Regions from separate parts of the Homo sapiens genome. Here region 2 is linked to region 1. A link is a contact called in ENCODE Hi-C data. All regions are on one chromosome and are shown on one strand. Each heading gives the region's core, a stretch centred on a gene start or an enhancer-like site at or near the end of the contact. The rest is flanking DNA. Distances are from core to core; before and after follow the strand shown. Region 1 overlaps STX7 (syntaxin 7). Region 2 overlaps SGK1 (serum/glucocorticoid regulated kinase 1).

What was found. A loop is a pair of places that touch in the nucleus more often than their neighbours do. Pooled maps may share reads with other maps.
Region 2: a loop to region 1 is called in a pooled map, with 5 times the contacts of the local background. The contact joins two enhancer-like sites. A Hi-C loop is called at or near these places in 2 of 37 single-sample maps with no recorded cell type and 3 of 50 pooled maps.

The regions. Positions count from the first base shown.
Region 1 is chr6:132,492,825-132,498,492 of GRCh38, forward strand. All of the region lies in intron 2 of STX7 (syntaxin 7), which reads right to left. Among named protein-coding and RNA genes, the nearest start is that of STX7, 17 kb to the right of the region's middle. Within about 2 kb of position 2,932, at least 3 of the 41 ENCODE cell types and tissues checked have a DNase peak (open chromatin) inside an H3K27ac peak, as active enhancers do.
Region 2 is chr6:134,233,042-134,238,709 of GRCh38, forward strand. The region is part of intron 2 of SGK1 (serum/glucocorticoid regulated kinase 1); the gene reads right to left. Among named protein-coding and RNA genes, the nearest start is that of SGK1, 82 kb to the right of the region's middle. RefSeq lists enhancers at 2,760-2,919, 2,960-3,249, 3,390-3,439. Within about 2 kb of position 3,095, at least 8 of the 41 ENCODE cell types and tissues checked have a DNase peak (open chromatin) inside an H3K27ac peak, as active enhancers do.

The DNA of each region.
Region 1 (5,668 bases), core at 1,682-4,181:
TACATATCTTCCAGAAAGAGATTATTGAACAAAGCAGGGTATATAGGAAATACCATACAACTAAAATCACTGGGTGTACTTGGGCCACCCTGCCCCACTCTCCTCCCATGCCCAGCAGCAAGGCAGTGTACTGGGTATTCACAAATAAGCAGGCCTTGGCTGGATATCTGTTGAAGGTTTCCATGCTCCCAAGCAGGAGAACAGTCCACAGACTAGGACAGTATCTTGGTGATGTCTGTGGGCATTTTCTTTGACTTTATATGGAATAAAAGGCAAACTATCTTAAAGAAGTAGGTGGCCATACTCAATATCATTAATACGTAACTTCAAATAATGATAATGATAATGATACTATAATGAGAAAGAAGAGTAGGAAAATAAATGTACCAAGACTTGCAGAATAATATCTTGTATGACTTCTAGTTTTTTCCTAAGCAACTAATAGGCACACCAATTAACAATTGCTTTAAGAAAAAAAGTTTGGATTAAGTATAAAGGGCAATCACTGTTTGATATGGTTTGGCTGTGTCCCCACCCAAACCACATCTTGAATTGTAGCTCCCACAACTCCCACATGTTGTGAGAGGGACCCAGTGGGAGATAATTGGATCATGAGGGTGGTCATTCCTGTGCTGTTCTCATGATAGTGAATAAGTCTCATGAGATCTGATGGATTTATAAAGGGGAGCTCCCCTGCACAAGTCCTCTCTTGCCCATGGCCATGTAAGAAGTCCCCATGCTTTTCCTTCGTCTTCCGCCATGATTGTGAGGCCTCCCCAGCCATGTGGAAATGTGATCCATTACACCTCTTTTTCTTTATAAGCTACCCAGTCTCAGGTATGTCTTTATTAGCAATGTGAGAATGGACTAATACACTGTTTAATAAAAACATTGTTCAGTAATTGGTGAAAACAACAAAAAGGGATCAAAGAGATGAGGACCATAATTGCCAAAATCACTACAGGAAACCAAAACTAAATGCCAAGCTTAACTTATACTGTTCGATTCCTACTTCAGCACCAAATCAACCAAAATGTACAGAGGGACAGCCTCACAGGGCAGTTGAGTAGCCACTACACAACTAACCATGAATATGTGTAATCAAAGAGAAACTACCCTGTCATACAATTACTGAGCATAGATCATGTTGGAAAATAACTAGTCATTATTATAGAAATTCTTAAATAAATGTAGTATCAAAACATACACATGAGGATTTTTATCACATGGTCACCATGACACTTTATCTACAGAGAACTCAGAGGATTCATTTGTGGAGGCACCACAAATGGTTAGGTTCTCAGGTTTTTAAACATATACACTTAGGATAAAATGTCTGTTAATGAAGGATTAATTAAAATCATTTAATGGCATAACCACATAAAAAAGTAAGCAACCAATAACAAGAGAAAAAAAAAGTAAGCACCAAAAAACCTGTATAGTGTGATCTCAATTTCATTAAAAAATGAACGAATAAAATTATGTGTAAATACTTCTGTAGCCAAGACATGAGCCCTTTATCTCTGGGGGCCAAGGTTTTAGTAGGAAAGTAAAAAAATAAGTAAACAATAATAGTACTTTAATTTACTGATAAAAGGCAATATAAAAACAAAACAGGTTAATGAGAAAAAGAATGACTGGAGGAAGCAAAATGATAAGGCAGGGAAGACATTGCTAAACAAGTGAGCTTTGGGCCCTAAGACCTGAATGCCAGAAAGAAACCAGTTACATGTAGATCTGGGAAGATGTCTGAAGCAGAAGAGGAGCAAGTGCAAAGGCCCTGAGGTGAGGATGAGCTGACTGTTCACTAAGCAGAAAGAAGATCTACCTGGTGGAATGTGGAGCAGCAGAGCAGCACCATGGGAGAGAGTGGTAGTTGACAAGTGGGGGCAGGGATCAGATCTTGAGGATATTGTGGGGCATGGTGGGGATTTATATCTGATTATAAAAGCCACAGAATTTAACTGTTGCCTTTCAAGCTATAGGATGACATGATCTGATTTACAGTTTTACAGGTTTACCTTGGCAACTATTTGGAGAAGACGGAAAGAGGCAGGAATGGAAGTGAGGAGAACAATTTGGAGACTGCAGTCATCCAAAGAAATAGCAGCAGCTTGAGCATATGTGGTAATGGCAGAGATGGAGAGACACAGACAGATCTGACCGGTAGAACCACTAAGATTTACACTTAGATTAAACAGAGGGAGTGAAGACACCCATTACTATGGTTTGGGGTTGGAACCAAGGGTAAGAAAGTTCATGTTCAGGGCAGAAGCATATGTATGGTTCACAGATAGGAGAGTGAGGGATAAAGCTCCTTGAAGCATCTTGGAGCCACATCTTAAAGATTTAGTTCATAAAACAAAGAATTCACTCATATCCGGCCATAAACACCATGTTCAGTCATAAAGGAAAAGTCACTGAAGAGAAGAAAAGTTGTCACACTCTGTTAAAATTTCCTTGGACAAGATAGCAACTTTCACATCTATCTCTGTTTTATGTTAGCACCTTAGGCATGAAGAAAATCACAATGAAATAAAAACTACTGAAGTTTTTCTCCTCTAAGTGGGGGAAAAAACCATCCAACCACATTTTCAGATGTGCAATCTTAGACATAAATATTTCAAACAGCATTTTAGGAGGAGGGAAGCAACAATTTTTCAACTCTTTTTCCTTTAATAAACTGCCTTCCCATCCCACCAACAGATTACCCCAGAAAAAAAGGAAACATTCTTAATTCCTGAGTAAATATATGGTTCCAGTAAATTCATTAATTTCTCAGGACTGGAGCTCCTTTTTTAAAAAAATATTTGCCCTGGCACCAAAAAAAAAAGTGATAATATTAGCTTCCCTTTTGTGCAGTCATGTGTTAAAATGCAAAAACAAGTGTCCCCTTCACCAGACCCTAACTAATTAAAAGAACTGTGATCATTCTAAAAGTAACAAAAGGGCTCACACTTTTACATAGACTTTTAATTTCATCTCAAAGAACCTTATGGGGACAGGAGCCATGCACCAATTCTTAATAAACAATTTTGAAAAGTATACTTGCAGCATAGGAAGCTAATTATAACACAGAGAAACCAAAAACATCTGTTTCGATTTTAAACTAAAGTCTATGCTGAACTAATACCTTTAATCTGTAGGAGAGATGATTAAAAATGAAACAAGTGAAGATTCAACAAAAATATTTTTCAGTCACCTTCTCTTAGCACTTAAAAGCTTACGTTCATACTTTATGTGCCCCTAGAAGGTTCTGTCTTTCCAAATTTTCTGGAAAAAACACACATCCACAAGCCCATGTGATACATGATGCATATTTTAGCAGAAACTTCTATACTCATAAATTCTGATGAGTAGATTTTATGTTTCCAATATATCTGTTTTATTCACTTTCCAACTTTAGCCACACTACATCTTCCTCTTTCAGGTTATTATTTTAAAAAAAAATACTCAAATGCGAGAATTCACATTAGCACTAGTGGAAAGGCTTACTATGTTATTTAGGAGTTAGGGAAATTTTTATCTCAAGGACTGTGTTTCATAGCTATTCTCATTTCTATTCACCAATTTCCTTCAATACAAAATTTTGTTAATTCTGACAGGATACAAACCTCTGTGCCCCAGCTTTCCCATCTCCTAACACTTAAAAATAATACATAAGCCTTGGTGGAACTCTAGCTAGTCTTGAGTGTGATGGCTTCTTCAATTATGGGATTTTATGAGCATGCATTATGGATTCAGATATGGCAATCAGCCTCTTAACAAAACATAGAATAATCTTGTACCTGTTAGAAGAGTTTCGGGACTCTTAAAAAACTTTGGTTAGAATTATTGCCTGTTAAAGTTTGAAGAGACCATAACCTAGCCCACAGAAAATACACATGAGAAAACCATGTCTTGGAAGGTTCGAGAGCTTACTCAAGGTCACACCGCTATTTGGATCTGATTTCAGGAAATGTACATGCAATCACATACAGCTTGCTTGATTAGAAATGTTTCCGATTATCTCATTGATTTCTTTAGCTCAGCTACACTCTAAAAACTCTGATTCTAATCAGAGAATTGCAAAGTAAATCATGAGAAACCTATGACTAAAATGAATAAAAAGCTGTAAACATCAAATGTTGACAAGGACTTTGAGCAGCACAAACTCTGATACACTGGCTGTACTCATATCTGGTACAACCACTTTAGGACACTGTTTAGCTGTTATCCACAAAAGCTGAACATAAACATATCCTATGAGCCAGTAACCCAATTCCTTCACATACATGCACCAAAAGAACATATAAGAATGTTCTGGGAAGCATTGTTCATCCTAGCAAAAAATAAAAACAAAATCAAAAACTGGAAACACTACAACCAGTAGAAAGAATAAATAAATTGTAGTATGTTTAAATATGGAATACTATACAGTAACGAAAACAAATGACCTGCAGCTGCATGGATGAATCCCACAAACATAATGAAAGAAGCCCAACATAAAATAATTCTATTTGATTATTGATTCTATTAGATTAAAAAAAGGAAAATTAATCAATGATGTTAACAAAGTCAGGACACTGGTTATCTCCGAAGGGCATGAAGGGGTGTAAGCACAAGAAGGTTTTAGGGGACTAAGGAATGTTCTATTTCTTGACATTTGTGGTAATACAATAGAAAATTCATTCAGCTATACACAAATAATTTGTCTAGTACTCAATGTATACATTATACTTCCATTTTTAAAAAGTCTGAAAAAGCAAGCCTGTGTTTACTTATGTGATGTATTTTGATATATTGATTCTGCTGCTTTTAAAAACATGAGTTTCTCTGTGTGTTCTCAAGACATTTTTCTATGTTGTTTGTGTTTGGGCAAGGATGAATGGCCCTTGTGAAAATGCCTACTCTGGTTTACCTATATGATAGGTACCTTATACTTATAAACCCACAAAGGCTTGCTTATCCTTATACTATACATCACAGCTAGGAGTATGTCTGACAGAAAATATGGAGAAATGATAGAAGGTAAACAGGCATAGATGTTGCTAATAAAAATGTCACTTTTGAACATCTCAATCCAAAGTTTGAAAACTAAATCTAAGCCTTTCTAAGAGGCATGGTGATCTTCTAGACCTGTGATAACAAACGATTTTGTTTGCCTGCCAACTCCAGTCTACTGGGAATGGTTGCCTGGAGCCTTGGGTTGAAAAAGACTGGATGGCATGCTAGGCCAGCAACAGAGAATACTGTCTATGCCATGGGTAAAAGATGGAGCATGGGTGGCACAAGGGCCTTGTTGACTGTTACGGAGTCAACGCTTTCTCTCATAGGATACAAATATTTTCTTAATCATTTTAAACTGTCTACAGAGCCTGTAATAAAGTCATAGTTTGTTATAACTATTTACCAGTTTTATTATTTTAATATAATTAAATTTCTAATTTATTTTACATGTAAGCATTTACAATATTTAAATATTTTATGCTTAATATAAATTATATCATTATAATATGGTTTAAATGCTTTACTGGTGAAACAAATTCAAAAGACTGCAGATGGTCTTAAACCAAAAAAATGGTTTAAAAATATTTTTGACTGCCATTTTCCTTTTTTGGGGGTATAAACTAAACCATAAAACTTAATATTTTATAAGTGTTTATTTCATCAAAACTAATGTGAAAAT
Region 2 (5,668 bases), core at 1,845-4,344, 1.7 Mb after region 1:
CTACATACTTTATGTTTTCATTTTTTAACCCTCTATCTCTATACTTTAGTATAAAAAGAATAGCTTTGTGAAAGTTTAGGAAATGGAGTAGAGAGATGAGTTTCATGATTACAAAACGTTGTATTATTATTAAAAAAGAAAGATGTGCATTTGAGCCCGCTTTCTCATACTTCTTTCAGTGTAAAACTATTGATGAACTTGAATGCATTTGTATCCCACTTATAGTCTTCAATTCTAATTTGGTGTTCTGGTAGAGTTTCTCTGGACTTTTGCAAAAATAAAGCTCTCTCATACTAGTTCAAGAGATGGTTCATGTTGCGTCACTGGGTAAAGAGGAACAGGTAGTGTCAAAGTTCCCTTCTGAGGATTCTCCTTTAGGTCCCATGAGCATCAATCATTATTTCTATTGACTAGTTTCCCCAATAACTTTCTCCCAAAGTAAATGAAAATCCACATGCCAGGGCAGCACTATGTTGAACTTGTCAAAGACCAATACTGAATATGCCAGACACGGTTATCTTCAGCTACCATTTTGAAGGCCTGAACCCTCATAGAGGTATTAACGAACTCGAAATTGCATACTTGCATATGTTGTAATCATTTTCACCCTGCTTTCCAAAAAGAAAAAGAAGAAAAAAGCAATAAATATGGGATTTAAATATAATTCATGCAGAAATAGGCCAAAACATTCCTAAAGACTCTAAATTTATTCCTAATCACACTGATGCCAAACTAAATTGGCATGGTTATTCTACTAGATTCTGATTCTTTTTTTTTTTGGCCAGAAATTTGCTGGAAAAACACAGAACTGGAAAATCCATCCAAGATTAAACAGAGGAAAAATATTAGAAAAAAATATTAAATAGAGGAACAAAAACCTATTTTAGTTGTAGTTATAAATTTCTAGAAATTCATCTTTGAATTTAGAGAAATACATCAGTGTCATAGTAAAATAACCTTTATTCTTTATAGACACCCTTTTCTGAAACCAAGCAGTTGTATTCAAAACAAGTCCAAATTTAAGCAAGAAAAAATTGTTTTAATAATAGAACATTTTAAAAAACCAATGTATTTCTGGCCAAGAGTGGTGGCTCACGCCTGTGATTCCATCACTCTAGGAGGCCGAGGCAGGCAGATCACCTGAGTGATCAGAAGTTCAAGATTAGCCTGGCCAACATGGTGAAACCCCATCTCTACTAAAAATACAAAAAATTAGCCTGGTGTGGTGGCATGTGCCTGTAATCCCAACTACTCAGGAGGCTGAGGCAGGAGAATCGCTTGAACCCCAGAGACAGAGGCTGCAGTGAGCCAAGATCGTGCCACTGCACTCCAGCCTGGGCAAGAGAGCAAGGCTCTATTTCAAAAAAGAGAAAATAAAATACAAATAAAAAACCAATACATTTCTAGCTTGTAACTAGAAGGAGAGACAAAAAGACCAACTTAAAAATAGTAAGTGTAATGAGAGTATGATGTGAAGGAGCTGTTAAGTGATCTCAAATTAATGGTGCTCAGAAATGTGAACTTCTGGAATTCACGTTTAAAGACTAATTGGAGGGCCGGGTGTGGTGGCTCATGCCTGTAATCCCAGTATTTGGGAGGCCGGGGCGGGTGGATCACCTGAGGTCAAGAGTTTGAGACCAGTCTGGCCAACATGGTGAAACCCCATCTCCACTAAAAATACAAAATTAGCCAGGTGTGGTGATGCATGCCTGTAATCCCAGCTACTCAGGAGGCTGAGGCAGGAGAATGGCTTGAACCTGGGAGGTGGAGGTTGCAGTGAGTTGAGATTGCGCCATTGCACTCCATTCTGGGCAACAAGAGTGAAACTCCATCTTATAAATAGATAAATAAATAAGACTAATTGGAAAACTTGGAAATTATTTAGAAGACAGCTCCAAGGATGGCAAAATGAGTCAAGTATTGGAAAAAAAGACCAATGAGGAGAGGCAAACAAGACATAATTAATTTTCTTGAAGAGAAGACCAAATGACAATTGAAGAAGACAGTCTATGAATTTATAGAGAGCTTTATATACAGACAGGGTTGGTTATCATCGCTGAGTATAAAACAAGGGAAACAGGCTTGGTGTGTAGCATAATGGCTTTGTTCGACACAGTAAAGCTAACTAAATGTCAAAATAAGATGCAGGTGGAGGTTGAGCAGTCTTTTCTAAAGCCATGAATAATAAGATAGCAGCTTCTTTGTATGGCTCTGACTGAAGGTGAGAGATGTGCTATGTAAGCTTTCACATCGCTTCCAGGGCTAAGATTCAGGTCCTTGGGGAATATCTTCCTGAATTCAGGGAGTTAATGCCAACTCTGAAATCAAATTACTGGAACATAGTAAAGAAAGCGGGGGGAGGAAGCAACTAGAATCAAGATGAAAATGTAACTTCAAACCCTGTTTAGAAAAAAATAATGAGATTACTTTAAAATAATAAAATTTATTATTAAAAATTTAGAGAAGTTTTGACAAGGAGGAAGTGGAAAAAATAGATATTTTTATTTATTTATTTATTTATTTATTTATTTATTTATTTATTTATTTTTGAGACAGTTTCCCTCCTGTTGCCCAGGCTGCAGGGCAATGGCACGAGCTCGGCTCACTGCAACCTCCACCTCCAGGGTTCAAGTGATTCTCCTGCCTCAGCCTCTCGAGTAGCTGGGACTACAGGCATGCACCACCATGCCTGGCTAATTTTTTTTGTATTTTTGGTAGAGAAGGGGTTTCACCATTTTGGCCAGGCTGGTCTCAAACTCCTGACCTCAGGTGATCCTCTCTCCTCGGTCTCCCAAAGTGCTGGGATTATAGGTGTGAGCCGCCGCACCTGGCCATAGATATTTTAGATAAGGAACAAGATCAAGCATTAAACTGTGAACAAGGTATTTCTAATTAACTAATTTTTTTTTTCAAACACAGCCTTAGGAAACGTGACTCCAACCATGGAGAGTTTAGGTCAGCCCTGATTTTGAGGCCACATGCTCCATCCTCACAGGTGGGTGAGGTCCCTTAGTTGGTATTGTTTGATGATTCTATTAGTTCTTGACTTTTCTGTATATATTTTAATGTACAGTAAAGGGATTGTAGTATTGGCAGGTTTGTCCCAAAATAGACTGTGAGTCAGTTATGAAGGAGGGGGATTCCAGGAACTAGAATTTAAGAGTGAGGAAGTTAAACACAAATTTACATATGACTCAGTACTAACACATTTTACATAATATTGGGTACTTTCTCTTCCTGTAATTGCCTCTATGCTTCATTTGTTGTTTTCACCAATAGCCCTAAATAAGTGGTTTTAAAAAACATTAAGGGAGGCTGGTAGATCACGCCTGTAAGCACTTTTGGGAAGCTGAGGTGGGCGAATTGCTTGAGCCCAGGAGTTCAAGACCAGCCTGGGCAAGATGGCGAAACTCCGTCTCTACAAAAAATACAAAAATTAGCTGGGCATGGTGACACGTGCCTGTAGCCCCAGCTACTTGGGAGGCTGAGATGGGAGGATCACCTGAGTCTTTGAGGTTGAGGCTGCAAAGAACAACAATCTCCCCACTGCACTCCAGCCTGGATGACAGACCGAGACTCTATCTCAAAAATAAATAAGTAAATAATGAATTTTAAACACACACACACACAGACCCACACACAACCATTAAGGGATGACTAATTTGGGGTGTCTTGCCAGCAATTCAAATGTCTAAAATAGCCTTATTCTAGCATTGAATGTTAAAGCCTTTTTCTTTAGACAGACTAATTGCAGAATGAAATGGTTTGCTACCTGTTGAGCTCCAATTCTCCCCTTCTCAAAAAATCAAGAGGCTATGAACTCGCAAGTGTTAATGGGATTCAGATAGAAGCCATCACTGCTATTTTAAATTTTCCTGTGTCTCCCACTAACATTATATCCAAACATCAAAACATCCACAACAATCATCCCCAAGGTTGCTGCTGTATTATTTATAAATGAACACATTGTTGGGTGAATACATTCCACTTTTGAAATTAATTTTCTTTTTCTTTTTCTTTTTTTTTTTTTTGAGATGGGGTCTCACTCCGTCACCCAGTTTGGAATGCAGTGGCGCGATCTCAGCTCACTGCAACCTCTGCCTCTGGGGCTCAAGCGATCCTCCTACCTTAGCCTCCCAAACAGCTAGGACTGCTGGCACATGCCACCATGCCCGGCTAATTTTTTTGCATTTTTGGTAGAGACAGGATTTCACCATGTTGCCCAGGCTGGTCTCAAACTCCTGAGCCCAGGTGATCTACCCACTCTGGCCTCCCAACGTGCTAAGATTACAGTCATGAGCCACTGTGCCTGGCCTGAAATTAATTTTCACTGGTTTATTTTCATAAAATAACGCTGGACACAGTGGCTCATGCCTGTAATCCCAGCACTTTGGGAGGCCAAGGCAGGCAGATCACTTGAGGTCAGGAGTTTGAGACCAGCCTGGCCAACATGGTGAAACCCCATCTTTATGAAAAATACAAAAAATTAGCCAGGCGTGGTGGCATGCGCCTGTGATCCCAGCTACTCAGGAGGCAGAGGGAGGAGAATCGCTTGAACCCGGGAAGGCAGAGGTTGCAGTGAGCCAAGATCGTGCCACTGCACTCCAGCCTGAGTGACAGTGAGGCTCTGTCTGAAAAACTAATAAATAAATAATATTTTCATAAAATAAACTCAATTTCAGTTACATACAGTTTTTTAGGAAAGTGCTTTTCTTTTGTAGCTTTGTTTTTTCCGTCCTATTGCATAGTCTGGCTTCACTGAAATAGCTTTCCACCAAAATATTCTCTTCTCTCAAGCAATAGTATACTGAAGAGAACAAGTAAGTTATTTATTTGCAAGCCCATAGGATTTAAATTAGAATAAACTTGTCCTTGAGAATAATATACTCTAAATAATTCATATGAGTCACAAAATTTTATACCAGAAAAAGTGTGTAAAAAACATCTTATTCCCCAATATTATGATTCCCTCAGTTTGTATGACTTAATAATTCTTTTTTTAGAGTATAATTGTTCCAGAGTTCAGAAATTTTTAAAAGAGATTATCTGTATCTCTGGGAAAAGATTGACTTCCAGCTGGAAAGATAATCTTTTCTTCCATTTTCCCACCTTTTGCATCAGAAAAGTAAACAACCGATTTCCTGACTAAATACACCTGGATTATTTCTCAAGAGAGCAAGAAATGGGTTGATTTATGCATTAGAAAAGTGACCATAAGGTCGTGGAGAATCAATGACTTTAGATGTAGGAAGGATCTTGGAAATCTAGTTCAACTCCCTCATAAATGACAAGGATTAGATATAAAAAGTGCTTTTAAGAGGCCTATTAGCATCAGGAATGAGGTAAGTCCCTTTTCAGCATTAATTACAGTAACTGCTGTATAAAGAAAGGGGATTCTGGCAACTGCTCTCCACATGGCAGAAATTCAGGACAGACTTGAAATCAAAGAAGTAGGGGCTAAAGTCTAATGAACTGACATAAAACTTTTTTTAATTGGAACTAAAGAATATTAATTCTCTCACATGATTCCCAAAGTCAGTGTTTTTTTTTTTAATTCTCTCGAAACTTTCATGCATCAAAAGATGGTTCCAACATACAAGCATGGAAATAATTAGTGCTTTTAATTAGTACAACTGGGAAATAAGGCATACCAGCCTTAATAAGGGTC